Regions from separate parts of the Homo sapiens genome. Here region 1 is linked to region 2. A link is an interaction called in ENCODE POLR2A ChIA-PET data of the cell type or tissue named here. Cell type or tissue: Caco-2. All regions are shown on one strand. Each heading gives the region's core, and the rest is flanking DNA. Links, peaks and the distances in the headings are about the cores only. Region 1 has its middle 9.4 kb from the start of STMP1. Region 2 holds the start of FAM180A (family with sequence similarity 180 member A).

Region 1 (8,280 bases), core at 1,569-6,568, 98 kb before region 2:
GTCTGAAAAAGTCAAGCTTTTTCCTAAAATTATTTAGGTTTTCCTTTTTTTTGTTTTTTTCTTTTCTGCACGTAAGTTGACAATACAATTGTCCCTTGGTATCTGGTGATTACTGGTTCTAGGGCTCCCACGGATACCAAAACCTATGTTTTGGCATGCATGTTCCTTATATAAAATGGCATTGTGTTTGCATATAATATAGATACATCTTCTTGTATACTTTAAATCATTTCTAGATTACTTACAATACCTAATATAATATGAATTCTATATAAATAGTGGTTAATACTACGTTTTTAAATTTGTATTATTTTTTGCTGTTACACTGGTTTTTTCCCCCCCAAATATTTGTGATCTGTGGTTGGTTGAATCTGCAGATTTTGAACGTGGGGATATGGAGAGCTGACTCTACAGTAATTTGTGTTTGTTCCTTAGAAATGATTGTGAAATTTCTCAAATTAATCATCTGCCAATATTTCTCATATAATTAATATGATGGCTATCACTAGGACAAAACATTTACATGATCACCACTCTATTTCTTACCCAGTTGTTTTCATGTTCAAGTAACTACATCATCCGAAACTGCAAATTTCCTTTTCCAGACAGCAATTACTTCAGCCTAATACATAGGAGAGACTGCTGAGAGGAAGTCTTTGCTTTCATTTAGTAACAGAATAAACGCTATAACACTATAGAATAAAATTGATAATTATTCTATAGTGTCATAGTGTTTTTTTGTTTTGTTTTGTTTTTTGTTTTGTTTTTGAGAAAGAGTCTTGCTCTGTCACCAGGCTGGAGTACAGTGGCATGATCTCGATTCAGCACAACCTCTGCCTTCCAGGTTCAAGCGATTCTTCTGCCTCAGCCTCCCGAGTAGCTGGGACTCCAGGTGTGCGCCACCACACCCAGCTAATTTTTGTATTTTTAGTAGACACGGGGTTTCACCATGTTGGCCAGGATGGTCTCAATCTCCTGACCTTGTGATTCGCTCACCTTGGCCTCCCAAAGTGCTGGGATTACAGGCGTGAGTCTCCGCGCCCAGCCTAGTGTTGTTGTTGTTGTTTTTAAATGCTTACAATAAAACTTCTATGGCTTCCAAGCGTTGGTTTTTGGGTTTTGTGGTTTTTTTTTTTTTTTTTTTTTTGGTGATAGGGTCTTACTCTGTCACCCAGGCTGGAGTGCAGTGGCATGATCGTGGCTCACTGCAACCTCCACCTCCCGGACTCAAGTGACTTTCCTGCCTGCGCCTCCCGAGTAGCTAGATTACAGGCGTGTGCTACCATGCCCAGCTAATGTATTTTTAGTAGAGACGGGGTTTCACCATGTTGGCCAGGCTGGTCTCAAACTCCTGGCCTCAAGGGATCTGCCTGCCTCAGCCTCCCAAAGTGCTGGGATTACAGGCATGAGCCACTGCATCTGGCCTTCAAGCATCTTTAAAACATCTTTATCTTAGAGGAAGTTATGCTGTCAGGTTTAAAAAAAGAAAAATATAAAGGCTTTGTCAGTGTTATATTTTGTAATTAATTTACCGCCCACCAGATATAAACATTAGCTGGAAAACATTCTGTTAATAAATAAAAGTCCTGGATGTGAAAGAATAAATAAATGGATCCAAAATGTAGTTACAGTGCATAGTGCTCCACTGGTCAGGCATATGGTTATCTCTGTCATCTGGAGCACAGGTATGAACCTAGAAATGATTAGCAAAGAGCCTAGGCGTGAAATCAAAGCATTTTATAAACTTCTGAAGTATGAAGCCTTCTTAACAGACAAGACATATAGCTAAATTTTGAACTGGGATTTTAGGAGTGAGGAGGTGGTTCTTGCCTGTGTTTTATGTGAGTGAGAGCAAGTGAGTGTGTGTGTGTAGGCAGGGGAACTCTGCTTCTTGTCAGTGACTTCCTCAGATTCCTCTATCCCTCCGCCTCCCCGACTACTGCTGCTGCAGTGGCTGCTCCCTGGGTTGTAGGAAGTGAGTGATAATGATGACGTCGGGGTGGAGAGTGACAAGCAACAACAGAGATTTCAATCTGCGGCTGACGAATGGGCCCATCATAATGCACTGGAATGAAATCGTAGGGACCACATCAAAGGCAGCCTCCAGTTTGTGGGACGCAGTCCCAACACTCCAAGGAGAGAAGGCCATAGAGTATATCCAGCATATGCGAAGGGAAAAACCACACGCCACTGAGATATTGATGACCTCAGCGGCAGAATGCTCTTCTGAAGGAGGAAGTCCGTGCACCGAAGGGGAGGTCAAGTGCCCAGCCACAGGCCAACTATCCCTCCTCAGACAGCATCCTCTACACCAATGCCAAGGGCAGCACCACCTCTGCCTTTGATGGGGGCTCCGACTGCAGCTCAGAGTTGGAGCCTGAAGAGGCCTGAAGTAGGAAGAAACTCCAGATGGAGGCCAGCTGAGTTACTCAGGGCAGGCCAGCAATAAACACTGTCTCCATCATCCTCCTTTCCGTTTCCTCAGAACCATTTGAGAGACTATTTTTCTCTTTCTCCCTTAAAAATTGTTTTTTAAATTTTTATGTAAAAGCTCTTGGGGCCTGGCACAGTGGCTCACGCCTGTAATCCCAGCACTTTGGGAGGCTGAGGCGGGCAGATCAGTTGAAGTCAGGAGTTCGAGACCAGCCTGGCCAACATGGTGAAACCCTGTCTCTACTAAAATTACAAAAATTAGCCTGGCGTGGTGGTGCACGCCTGTAATCCTGGCTACTCCGGAGGCTGAGGCAGGATAATTGCTTGAGCCCAGGATATGGAGGTTGCGGTGAGCCTAGATGGCACCACTGCACTCCAGCCCCCTCCCTACCCCACCCCCCCAAAAAAGCTCTTGTCCTCCTTCCCCATTTCTACTATAACTTAAAAAAAAAAAAAAGTGTTCCCTTCAGGGATTCCCTGTCTCCACCAAGAATTTTTAGACCAAAACACCCTAGCTTGGCAGCTTTTTCTGTGGAGGACAGATGGCCAGCCTGACCTCTGAGCACAGTATCCTGCCCACTCCACCAGCTCCTGCAGCCCTGCCCAGGCACATGCCTGGAGGACACCTGCCCCACCCAGGCTGCCTCCAGGTCCATGCTCACCTCTGTTTAACAGACTTTGAGAATCTGTGAACTGCTCTTAAGAAGATGACTTTAAGAAGATGACTGGGCCGGGCATGGTGGCTCACGCCTGTAATCCCAGCACTTTGGGAGACAGAGGCGGGCGGATCACCTGAGGTCAGGAGTTCAAAACCAGCCTGGCCAACATGGCAAAACCCTGTCTCTACTGAAAAATGCAAAAGTTACCCGGGCGTGGTGGTACGTGCCTGTAGTCCCAACTACTCAGGAGGCTGAGGCAGGGGAATCGCCTGAACCCGGGAGGCGGAGGTTGCAGTGAGTTGAGATTGTGCCACTGCACTCCAGCCGGGGTGACAGAGCGAGACTCTATCTCAAAAAAAAAAAAAAAAAAAAAAAAGATGACTGGTTTGGAGTAATCAGATTTACACTTTCTCCTTTTTAAAGACTTTCTTCTCTTTTTCTAAAAAGCTATTTATCCCTCCAATTGAGTGACCAGATCCTTAAAGAAGTTTGTGGTGTAAAAAAAAGAGGGGTCGTGTTTGCAGCACAGAACCTTTGGCGTGTTTCTCTCCTGCTTCTCAGCCAATTGTTTAAGCCTACGGTGCCAGCCTTAAGGAGGGCTGCATGACACCTGTGGTATGTATTGGAGATGGCAGCAGTGAAGTCGCAGCCACCAGGGAGTGGTCCTTTGGGGTTGGGTAGGGAGGGCAATATTGGGTGATGTAGAGGTTTTGTACTGAGGGCCAATGATGGTGTTTCGATATTTATTTCCTGCTACTGAAATTTGAATCTGAGTGAGTTGTCCCTATTTCTTGATAATACCGGTATTGCAAAGTGACAGATTCATAAAGTAATGATCAAATCTTGCTTTCTGTGTGTATGTCTAAGAAATAGAGCCAACTGATTTTGTATATAAATACCAAGAGTGATTTACCTGGTGCTAAACCGGTATCCCAGTGTGGGCCTTTCCCTGCCCCAGCTACTTCCCTTCCTGCGGCCCTGGTACCTGCCTCCATTGTGTGATCCAGCCCTGGTTCTGGCTGCAGTCAACAGATCCCAGTGAAGGGTTTTGTGTGTTTAGGCCTCATTTGTCTTTTTCCTGCTCCGTTCCTGGCATTTGCTAATTTCTAGTATATATTCTGTAGTCTCTGTCTGGGTTTGATTCCATTCCATAGAAATAAAAAGTATGTTGTACATATCCTTGCAAGTTAAGGCTTCCTCCCTTTACTATCAGACTACAAGACTATAGTCTTAAAAAAATAAAGATTTTGGATTTACTGTGTTTCATATTGTTTTCTTATCATTTTGTCCCAAATTACCACTGACTGTGGATCAGAATCGGGGGCAGTGGAGAAGTGTGTGGGAGGGAGAGGCGGGCAGGCCTGCAGCTGCATCATACTGCTGACCAGAAATGTTTGTGTGACACAGCGGGGAGAGGCTGACATTCAGCCTGACCTCTGCATTCTGTTACCTGGGGCATGGAGAGAGGGCGCCAGGTGCAGCACGCACTCTTCACCGAAGCAAGCAGAGAGGATAAAACCAGTGTTGGATAGTTTGTTTTGAAAAGCTACATTTAAATTTTAAATAAATGCAGGATTTAAATATGGCATTTTTACTGAGTGAATCAGTTTGGTGGGTTAGAAAATCAAAAAGAGGTACATACTCTCTTCCTAGTCATTACTACTGTAGTTTTGGTCAGTTAGTAATATAGAAATTATGTCTGAACTTAATCTGGGCTGTAACAGCTGTTAATATACAACATAATCTTTTCTAAATATTTGTCTAGTGTTTTCTCAACTTTATTTATTTATTTATTTATTTATTTATTTATTTATTTTTTGAGACTAAGTCTTGCTCTGTCGCCCACGCTAGAGTGCAGTGGCACAGTCTGAGATCACTACAACCTCCGCCTCCCGGGTTCAAGTGATTCTCCTACCTCAGCCTTCCAAGTAGCAGAGATTACAGGTGCTCGCCACTATGATCGGCTAGTTTTTGTATTTTTAGTAGAGATGAGGTTTCACCTTCTTTGCCAGGCTGTTCTCCAACTCCTTGACCTCAGGTGATCTGCCTGCCTCCACCTCCTAAACTGCTGGGATCACAGCACCCGGCCTTCCCAATTATTTTGAACAATTTTAAATCTTCAAAAGAGTTGGAAGAAAGGTACCATGAACCCATACAGTTTTCACCTAGATTCGCCAGTTGTCAACAGTTTGCACATTTGCTTTTTTTGTGTGTGTGTATATATATATATGCTAGTTTTCTTCCCTAAATTGTAGACACTATGACACTTACTAAATATGATGACACTTACTTGCTAAATATTTTAACAAGTAAGAACAAGGATATTTTCCTTCCTAACCACAACACCATTATCATATCCAAGAAATTTGACAATAAAATACAATAAAAATATCTAATCTGTCCATTAAAATTTCCTCAATTGTCCCAAAAATGCACTTTATAACTTTTTTTTTTTTTTTTAACCCGGGATCCAATTAAGAATCACACATTGGCCGGGCGCGGTGGCTCACGCCTGTAATCCCAGCACTTTGGGAGGCCGAGGCGGGCGGTTCACGAGGTCAGGAGATCGAGACCATCCTGGCTAACACGGTGATAACCCCGTCTCTACTAAAAATACAAAAAATTAGCCCGGCGTGGTGGCAGGGGTCTGTGGTCCCAGCTACTCGGGAGGCTGAGGCAGGAGAATGGCGTGAACCCGGGAGGCGGAGCTTGCAGTGAGCCGAGATCGCGCCACTGCACTCCAGCCTGGGCGACAGAGCAAGACTCCGTCTCAAAAAAACAAACAAACAAACAAAAAAAAAAACCACATTATATTTAGTTATCCCTTTTTTTTATTTTTTGAGACAGAGTCTCACTCTGTTGTCCAGGCTGGAGTACAGTGGCTCGATCTTGGCTCACTGCCACCTTTGCTTTCCGTGTTCAAGTGATTCTCGTGCCTCAGCCTCCTGAGTAGCTGGGATTACAGGCGTGCACCACCATGCCCAGCCTATTTTTGTAATTTTTTTTTTTTTTTAGAGACAGGGTTTCACTGTGTTGGCCAGTCTGCTCTCGAACCCCTGGCCTCAAGTGATCTGCCCACCTCGGCTTCCCAAAGTGCTAGGATTACAGGTGTGAGCCACCACACCTGGCCCAATATTTAGTTATCTCTTTAGTCAATTTTTATTCTAAAACAGTTCCCTGGCTTTTCGGAGGATGGGAGGCTTTTATAACTGACATTTTTTAGCTGTTTTGGAAAAGGTCCTACAATTTGTTTTCTTTTAAACAGGTTAAACAGTTGTGGCCAGAATACCACACTTGTACAGCTGATATGTGCCTTCAGTGTATCACATCAGGAGGAGGTGCATATCAGTGTGTCCAATTATATTAAGCTTGACCACTTGGTTAAGGTGGTATTTGACACACATCTTTGTTGTAAAATATGTGTTTCCCATTATAACAAGTGATCCATGGAGGGATACTTCAAATATCTTGTTCTTAAAAAACCTTGCAACCGGGATGGGCCCCCGGCCTTTTTTTTTTTTTAAGATGCAGTCTCGCTCTGTTGCCCAGGCTGGAGTGCAGTGGCACGATATCGGCTCACTGCAACCTCCATCTCTCGGGTTCAAGCGATTCTCCCGCCTCAGCCTCCCGGGTAGCTGGGACTATAGGCACATGCCACCACGCCCAGCTAATTTTTGTATTTTTAGTAGAGACAGGGTTTCACCATGTTGGCCAGGATGGTCTTGATCTCTTGACCTCGGGAACCACCCACCTCGGTCTCCCAAAGTGCTGGGGTTACAGGCGTGAGCCACCGCGCCCGGCCCAGTTGTCATGCTTTTTAATTTTGCCAATCTAATGGGTATAAAATATTATCTCAATTGATTTGCATATTTTGTGTACCATTCTTTCCCCCCTTCAAAAGGCTTTACCCATTTTTTTTTCTATTGGGTTTTTTCTTTTTGATGTGTATGAGGTAATTACACATCCTGAATTTATATGTAATTGCTTAATTACACATGGCTGAATTGAAGCCATTCAGAATGGCTTCAATTTTTTTCAGTTTTCTCTTTTCAGACAACCAGTCTGTTGGATTATCTTTTCAACTTTTTTATGGTATACTTGTTTACATTTTAATGTGTCAAATCTTTTCCTTGATGGTATGTGCTCTTTATCTAAAAATTTTCTCCCACTTGAAATCATAAAGATACTCTTCTGTATTTTCTTTTGGCATTTAAAAATGTTGCCTCCTCCTTAGGTCATTAATTTCTCTGGCATTGATATTTGTGAATGGTATAATCTACGTTTACTTTTTTCCATATGGATAATTTTATGATTTATTGAATAGCACATTCCTTCCCACTGATATTTTTGTCAATGCCTCAAATGGTAGCATACCAACACCTTGCTTTTTTCACTTGAGGATATTTCCATATCAACACATAAAGCTCTTTTCTCGTGCACAAGTATTTCAATGTAGATATATAGCATGATTTTAATCGTTAATTTATTGGTTAACATTGTTTCCAACCTTTTTCTACAATGAATGTTTTTGAGCATAATTTCAGCAATTGCTAGGAAAAAGTTATGCTTATTTAAAATTATAGTTCTGGCCAAACTGCCTCCATGAAAGTTTTAACAAATCATTCTCCCCTCAATGTTGTGTAAACTGTGCCTGTTCCCCTACTTCTTCCAACACAGTATGTTATCAAGCTGTTTAAATTTTATTTTATTTTATTTTTTTTGAGACAGGGTCTCACTTTGTCACCCAGGCTGGCATGCAGTGGTGCAGTCACAGCTCACTGCAGCCTTGACCTTCCGGGTTCAAGCGATCCTCCTGCTTCAGCACCCCCAAGTAGCTGGACTACAGGCGCACATCATCACAGCCAGGTGATTTTCGTATTTTTTTGTAGAGATGGGGTTCCACCATGTTGCCTAGGCTGGTCTCACACTCCTGGACTCAAGTGATCTGCCCACCTCAGCCTCCCAAAGTGCTGGGATTACAGGTGTGAGCCACCGCTCCTGGCCAAGCTTTCTGATTTTTGCCAATCTGGAGAAAAATGGTACCTCATTATAGTATTAATCCACATTTCTCTTAGTATTAACATAAATGCCACCCACAGGATCTTTTCATATGTTTGAACCATTTGTATTTCCTTTTCTGTGAACTGTTCAAATCCTTTGGCCATATTTTATTGAGCCATTGGTCTCA
Region 2 (8,280 bases), core at 2,136-7,135:
TGAACTAAAGCTCAGAGAGGTTAAGAGACTTGTCTGAGATCACATTGCCAAATAGAGATGGAACTTAAACCAGGACCCTTGCAGAGTAGCTCATGATGTGGCTATCGTGTTTACAAACCATATTGCAAGTCAAATAATCCCTTTTGGCTTTGTAATAGCCTGTGCCTTAGGAAGAGTGGGCACTGTTACCCTGTTTAATAAGCAAATCCCCAGTGTGACAAAGAGGGGAGTGACAGAACCCAACTCCAAGATCTCTTTGCTTTTTACTTCCAAGTGCTACCTCAAAGTTTGTGCACACAATGAAAAGGGAGGTGTGAAAACAGGGTGACTACAGTCAATAACAATTTAATTGTACATTTAAAAAGAACTAAAAGAGGGCCAGGCACTATGGCTCATGCCTATAATCCCAGAACTTTGGGAGGCTGAGGTGGGCAGATCACTTGAGGTCAGGAGTTTGAGAGCAGCCTGGCCAACATGGTGAAACCCCATCTCTACTAAAAATACAAAAATTAGCCAGGCGTGGTGGTGCGCACCTGTAACTCCAGCTACTCAGGAGACTGAGGCACGAGAATCGCTTGAACCTGGGAGGCGGAGGTTGCAGTGAACCAAGATTGCACCCCTGCATTCCAGCCTGGGCAACAGAGTGAGACTCCGTCTCAAAAATAAATAAATAAGTAAATAAATAACAAATAAAAGTAACTAAAAGGGTATCACTGGATTGTTTGTAACACAAAGGCTAAATGCTTGAGGGGATGGATACCCCATCTTCCATGATGTGACGTGCCTGTATCAAAACATCTCATAGGCCCCATAAATATGTATACCTACTATGTGCCCACAGAAATTAAAAATTAAAAATTAAAAAAAGAAAAGGGAGGGGTGTACGTGTGTATGTGCATGTGTATGCAAGGTTGTTATGAGAAAAATGAAGAATGCTGTATTATTTGTTTCTGGGCAACGATCACTTCACAGCTCAGCTCAAAAGACTTATATCCCTGTTAGAGATGTAAGTCCCTAATGTCACGTTTAACCATGAGGAAATAAAACCCAGCATAAGTACAGTAGCTTTTGCCTCCCTCCCATTTCAGATCCTTCTCTCGCGCTGCTCTATCCCCACTCCGGCCACTCCTTCCTTCCCTGACACTGTCCTTGAGAAGCAAGCAGGAGGCGCATCCATGCCACCATGCCAGTTGCCTTCCAATTTTGCATCTCTAGAAACACCTACTGGCCTGACTTGAAGGAGCCTGTTCTTCTTGCGGTTCTTTCTAGGAGAGTGAACTCAGTTGACTTTAGGCAGTGGAAAGATTTCCGTTCATATTGGTGAAGAGTGGGCAGTGCCGTGGGTCCCTCCTTTCCTAACAGTGATAAACTCTGGCTCGAGGTGCTCCCAGTGTCTACCAAGCAGAGCCACTCCCAGGGAAATGGAGAAAAGATGCCATCCAGCTAGGAGGAACTACATCCTGAGGGGGAGGAAGTCAGTGATAAGAGAACAGCCTTTGCTGGGGCCCCTTCCTTTGTGAGGAGGTGGCGGAGCTGGTGGGTGCAGTGGAGGTTGAAGGGTTGCTCTCCTCACCTGCCCACCTCTGGCTGCAGAGATGCATCCCCTCCCGGTGAGGAGGCAACGTTCTGCAGAGCTTCTGCTCTGGTTCCCCCAGGGAGCAGGCCTTTGGCATCCCAGTGCCCATCACTCCATCATTTTAGCAGCAGGTCTCAGCACCTGCTCTCCAGACGGTCTGGCCCAACTGCTGCAGGTGGTGGGGGCAGTCGAAGAAATGAGTTCTACTTTCTATGAAGCAGAAATGAGTTCTCTCTGGGATGCCAGAAAGGGGTACTCTCTGGGTTCTCCACCTCAACCTAATTCCCTCAGGAGCTTTGATTTTTTCCAGTGTCATTTCCCCATCACCCTCTAAGAAGGGGGAACACGTCAAGAAGCATCAAGGAATTGACAGAGATTAGACAAAAGGAGAGTGCGGGGCTTCTAATGTCCTTCCCTCCAAATTTTGAATTGCATTGAAGAAAGTATAATGAGCATCAAACAAACAAATGAATAAAAAGCAACTCACCCCTGCTCCACCTGTGGCACATAGAAGCCTCAGCATTGTAATACAACAGCAGAAGCAGCAACATCTTCCAATGCATCTTGTCCTTCAAAAGGTGAAAAATCGACCCTCAAGCCCAGTGGAACCCCAGTAGCTGCAGGTATGCCCGTGCCGTTCTTCCCAGTGAGATGATGGAGTGCTTCCCTCCCTTCCTTTTGCAGACGTGCAGAAATGCCTACTCTGCCTCAGAAGGCTGGAGGCTGAAGGCTGCGTCCTGGGTGGGACAGGAGTCGGTACCTCTCTTCATTTGACGCTCTCTGGGATTGGGGAACTGGCCTTCCACAGAGAGACTCTGTTTTTGAGCACATCTGGAGTGACTCACGGGGCATGTGATCTCCTTGGCAGTGGGGCGGATAAATATAATTTCTGTACTTGAGTTCCATGTGTTGGATGCACCCACTGGAATTTTTCTTTAACAAACAGACCCGCGGAACTTGTTAGAGAGCCCGGCGAAGAGTTGGCTGCTCTCCCCGTCCACACATACGATACCAGAGCCAGGGGCGAGGGCTGGAGGCAGAGTTGGGAGCCTGCCTGGCAGACACCAGGGCTGGTTGAGCCTAAGTTGCCTTCAGGACAGCAAAATCATTGTGGTGCCTGGGCTGAGTGTCACTGTTGCCTGGCCCTGGAGCTAGACTAGGACATTGGCGCCTAGAGCCTGTGTCTGGTCTGCCCAGGTTCTGGGTGGGTGGGGAGTTGGCAGGTTGTGACCGAGCCGAAGTGGAGAGGTGACATGGTGCATCGGTATTGTCTGTGTGAACGTGCGTAGGTAATGATCCAGGAGCCCACGGGGACCCCCAACTCACATTGGTGATGCTCCCATTTCTGGGCTGTGCCTAGACCTGGGGCCAAGCCCCACAACTCACATTGGTGATGCTCCCATTTCTGGGCTGTGCCTAGACCTGGGGCCAAGCCACTTTGATTTTCCCAAGCAAAATGGGAGTGTTTTTCCATAGTCGTTGTAATATACTGCCATAGACACCTTAATTCTTTCCCAATCACTTCCTCAACTTCTCTGAAATGATAGGGAATGCTAAAGCTTGAAGGACACTTAAAGATTATGTCATCCTGTGGGTTTTCCAGTTTGTGGAGGTGGTGCCCAGGGTGAATGGGCTCCCCAAGAGGGCTCCTCAAAGCTCTACTCTACTGCAAAAGCTCCTCTTTTATCTGCTATAAGAAGTTGTTTGGGAGCCGGGCATGGTGGTTCACGCCTGTAATCCCAACACTTTGGGAGGCCGAAGTGGGGGAATTGCTTGAGGCCAGAAGTTCAAGACCAACCTAGAGAAAATAGACCCTGTCTCTACAAAAAATTAAAAAATTAGCTGGGCGTGGTGGCATGTGCCTGTAGTCCTAGTCACTCAGGTGGCTGAGGCAGAAGGATTGTTTAGGCCCAGGAGTTCAAGGCTGCAGTGAGCTATGATCACAACACTCTACTCCAGCCTGGGTGACAGAGTAAGAACTTTCCTCTTAAAAAAATTAAAAAAAAAACAACCAGTTTTTTTGGGGGAAAAAATACTAGACTACAACATTTGAAAACCAGTACGCTCACTAATATTAATAATAGCTATTAGGTGCTTAATTTGCTTCAGACAGCGTGCTAGGTGCCCTCCTTGCATTAACTGATTTAATGCATCCACCGAACTAGGAGGTTAGGGCACTAGCCAGCAGCACTCTCCAACAGAAATGTAACGTGAATCACAAACGTCACTTAACATTTTCTACAACTCATACTAAAAAAAAGTAAAAAGAGGCTGGGTGCAGTGGCTCACGCCTGTAATCCTAGCACTTTGGGAGGCCGAGGCAGGCGGATCACCTGAGGTCAGGAGTTCGTGACCAGCCTGGCCAACATGGCAAAACCTCGTCTCTCCTAAAAATACAAAAATTAGCCGGGCATGGTGGTGCACACCTGTAATCCCAGCTACTCGAGAGGCTGAGGCAGGAGAGTCTCTTGAGCCTGCGAGGTGAAGGTTGTGGTGAGGCGAGATGGTGCCACTGCACTCTAGCCTGGGCAACACGAGTGAAACTCCATCTCAAAAAAATAAAAAATAGAAAAAGTAAAAAGAAACAAGTGCAATGAATAGTAATAATATCTTTCATTTAATTCAATATATCCAAGATATTATCATTTCTACAAGTAAGTGATATAGTATTAGCAAGATATTTTATATATATATATATAATATTTACATGAGGTCTTTGAAATCTAATGTGTATTTCACACTTATAGCACTTCTCAAGTCACACCAGCCCTGTTTCAAGTACCTGATAGCTCCATGCAGCCAGTGGCTCCTGTATCGGGCAGTGCAGAGCTAGAAGGTGAGAGGGCAGGCTCTGGGGCAAGATGCCTGTCTTTGTATCCCAGCTGTGCCACTGACTAGCTGTGTGATATTGGTGGAGTTCCCTCATCTCTCTTGGGCTTGATTTTCTTCATCTATAGAATGGGGACAATAATAATTTCCTCTCATAGGGTTGTTTCAAGGAATCAATGCATTTTTTTTTAAGATAAAACATTTTGCTTTATTTTTCATTTGCCACATGCATATCTTGACTGTTTACACAGTTATCATTCAATGTAGATACACAATTAATTGCTAAGAGAGAAATTAAATGCATTGCTGATGAATTTATTTTATTTACTTCATTCCAATAAGAAAAGCCACCATTCTTGAGGGGCTCACGGTTCTTTTCCATTTTCCTAACCCTTGAGTATACAGGGAGTAATCATACCTACACTGTCTCTGTTTCAAAAGGTGGTCGTAGATCTCAGCCAGGTAAAAATTTGAGATTTGACAATATTCCAAGTGTAAAGGGTTTTGATTTGGAAATAGGTTCTGTATTAAAAATGGCATAAATGATTATTTTTCTTCTTTATGCTGCAGCACTTTAACTTGTAATTTCTTTTTTTTTTAATTATTATACTTTAAGTTTTAGGGTACACGTTCACAATGTGCAGGTTAGTTACATATGTATACATGTGCCATGCTGGTGCGCTGCACCCACTAACTCGTATCAATGCATTAATACGTATAAATGTTGAGAATAATATCCGGTACATAGTAAGCATTGAATATATGTGAGCTCTATACACATGAAGAAACAGGCTCAGAGAAATCTATGTGATTTCAGAGCCCGCATGCAAAACCACTCCCCTCGCTTGCCTTAAAGCCTTATATTTTAGGAACTCCTTATTGGAGTGCTGGTAAACCAGTTCTAGAGGGGTGGGGAGAAACTTTCATTTGTAGTGCCTGCCAATTCCCCTGGTGAAAATACTCATGGCTGATTTCAAGCTACTGATACTTTAACAAGTGGCTTGCAAAGTTTCTGAAATATTAACAATCGGCTCTCAGGAAGTCCGTAAGAGCTGGCTCCAACACACAATGGCCTCTACTCATCAGATTAGTCTTACTGGCTCTAACTATCTTTGCTTCTGGTGTAATGTTTTCTTTTTGTACTTTGTAAATCTGCAAGGATTGCCCAAAGGACCTAGCACGGGGTAGCAAGCACCCTGCAGTTGCCCATTGAATACTTGTTGATTGATGCTGAAGCCAAGAAGACTCAGGCCTCCCTGCTGTCCTGCCGACACTCTTGTGAGTGAGGACGATGGACGTGGCTTGCCAGGCCATGGGGAATCCAGGACCAGAAATCACCATTTTGGCCTCCAGTCCCAGACTTTTCGAATCTGTAGGCTCAAATCTCCAAATTGTCACCTGCTAATTACTAAACTGGGGTGAGGATTAGCTTTTGGACTTGGGCTGGGAATGAATGTGTTTGTAACTAATTTCATTTCCTAAGATGATGAGTCAGGCCTTCTCTCTCACCACTACACCTTGGCACCAGGAGGCGAACATCTACAGCTTCTCAAGGGGCCTGATTGAAGTCTCGGGAAGGCCTGGCCTAGTATACAGTACTGATTTTTTTCTCTCCCCATGTTTTCCTTGTTCCCGCTACGATCCTGAGTGCACTGGTTGAGACTGGTAAGGAAATGAATAACACTGCCTTTTGTAGCAGAGCACAGTAAAATCATGACAGTGGAGCTTCTGAGAGCTATTGATTATGTAAGGAATACTTTAGGGGGAGGTGTTCTACTGAAGGCAATAGTTGTCCAATACATCTTCACTCTGAACTCCCACTACGCCTACCTGTATTTCTGTTTTTTTTGAGACAGAGTCTCACTCTGTCATCCAGGCTGGAGTGCAGTGGTGCGATCTCTGCTCACTGCAAGCTCTGCCTCCTGGGTTCACGCCATTCTCCTGCCTCAGCCTCCTAAGTAGCTGGGACTACAGGCACCCGCCACCCCGCCTGGCTAATTTTTTTTGGTATTTTTTAGTAGAGACGGGGTTTCACCTTGTTAGCCAGGATGGTCTCGATCTCCTGACCTCGTGATCCACCCGCCCCAGCCTCCCAAAGTGCTGGGATTACAGGCATGAGCCACCATGCCCGGCCCGCCTACCTGTATTTCTTAGTCAATTTTCCAGCTTAGTTACATCTACCATTTACTGAGTTCTGACTACACATCTCATTTTATGTCATTCAGTTTTCCCAGGAGTTCTATTCGGTAGATACTAAAATAGGGTCCATTTAACATATGGCAACCTGAAGCTTAGAAAGGATAAGTAACGAGGGTCACACAACTACTGTATGGTAGACACTTCCATATGCTGCCTAGCAGGGGCTGAGATGAAAATGAGAAAACCAGGCCGGGCACAGTGACTCACACCTGTAATCCCAGCAATTTGGGAGGCCAGGGCGGGAGTTCAAGACTCCTGAGGTCGGGAGTTCAAGACCAGCCTGGCCAACATGGTGCAACCCCGTCTCTACCAAAAATACAAAAAATTAGCCAGGCATGGTGGCGGGCACCTGTAACCCCAGCTACTTGAGAGGCTGAGGCAGGGGAATCGCGTGAACCCGGGGGCGCAGATTGTAGTGAGCCAAGATCGCGTCAGCGCACTCCAGCCTGGGCAACAAGAGCAAAACTCCATCTCAAAAACAAACAAACAAACAAAAAACCACCACCACAACAAAGAACAAACAAACAAAAAAAACAAGAAAACCAATAAAGTGGCTGTGGCTTCTAGACATGGGAAGTGCAATGCATTGGAGGGAATTCTGGTCTGGGCCCTTCTCATGGTAATGCGGGGGAAGATTCTGCTCTCTCTGAGGCAGAATCACAAAAGTGGCTCAGTCAATACCCTTTTGTTTGTCCTTCACTCATTCATTCATGCATTCATTCATCTAGGTTTTGAAAATCTCCTCTGTCCCAGCAGCAGGTATACACCACATCAAATAAGACAGATCCCCTGCTGTCAAGAATCTTCATAACAATGGCGGCAATAGACTCCGCTGCAGATATCCAGAGCACATGATGTTACATTTAACGCTGGAGGATTCTCATGTAGAAAGTGAGAGGGAGAGAGGTGTCGGGGAAGGCTTCTTGGAGGGGTTGAAATCTGAATTAAGTGTTTAGAGATGCATTGGATTTAACTAGGTTGTGGGAGAAGGAATGGTGAGGGAGCGGACAACCTGAAAAACAGCATGAGGGGAGAGACAACTTGATGTAGGTGCAGAACCTCATGCCATTTAGCCTTACTGGAAGATCAAGTAGGAGCAGGAAGCAGTGGGAGGCTGTCTGGTGGGACAGGAAGGCCTGGTGGAGAGTCATGGGCTACAATGTGCACTGCACTCTACTGGTCACTGGGAGTCCTGGAGGGTCCCAGCAGGTGGGTGGGGTGCTTGGCTTTATGGTTGGCTGTGCCGTGGAGGGTGGATTTGACAGGGTTGGAGACCAGTCAAGAAGCTGCCAAGCTCTAGGGACAGATAATAAAGACCTGAATCAGGGCAGGAGCCAGTGGTAAGGAGAGGAGGCACGGATTTAAGAAAGATTGAGGACATAAAATCAGAAATGTGCAGATGTCTGAGAGCAGGAGATGGGGTAGGAGAGAGGGAGCAGACAAGAAGGTCTGGCCAGGGGCGGTGGCTCATGCCTACAATCCTAGCACTTTGGGAGGCCAAGGCGGGAGGATTGCTTGAGCCCAGGAGTTTGAGACCAGCTTGGGCAACATGGTGAGACCTCTTCTCTACAAAACATAAAAAAATTTAGCAGGGTGTGGTGGCATAGGCCTGTGGTTCCAGCAACTTGGAAGGCTGAATGGGGAGGATCACTTAAGCCTGGGAGATCAAGGCTGCA

The links. Peaks named below come from ENCODE experiments on the same cell type or tissue, not always from the same donor. Only the 100,000 strongest peaks of a DNase experiment are listed, where the experiment ranks them.
Region 1: POLR2A ChIA-PET joins it to region 2 with 14 read pairs; 7 of 35 experiments call an interaction of 5 or more read pairs at or near these places.

The regions. Positions count from the first base shown.
Region 1 is chr7:135,648,997-135,657,276 of GRCh38, forward strand. It overlaps the pseudogene LOC124901801 and the pseudogene LOC101027084. Among named protein-coding and RNA genes, the nearest start is that of STMP1, 9.4 kb to the right of the region's middle. In Caco-2, for the core only: no CTCF peak of the experiment used is centred there; no DNase peak of the experiment used is centred there.
Region 2 is chr7:135,746,442-135,754,721 of GRCh38, forward strand. FAM180A (family with sequence similarity 180 member A) reads right to left here and starts at 2,372. Exons shown (of 4, transcript NM_205855.4): 1 at 2,064-2,372. The coding sequence starts at 2,139. RefSeq lists enhancers at 1-9, 6,458-7,373, 7,374-8,280. In Caco-2, for the core only: no CTCF peak of the experiment used is centred there; no DNase peak of the experiment used is centred there.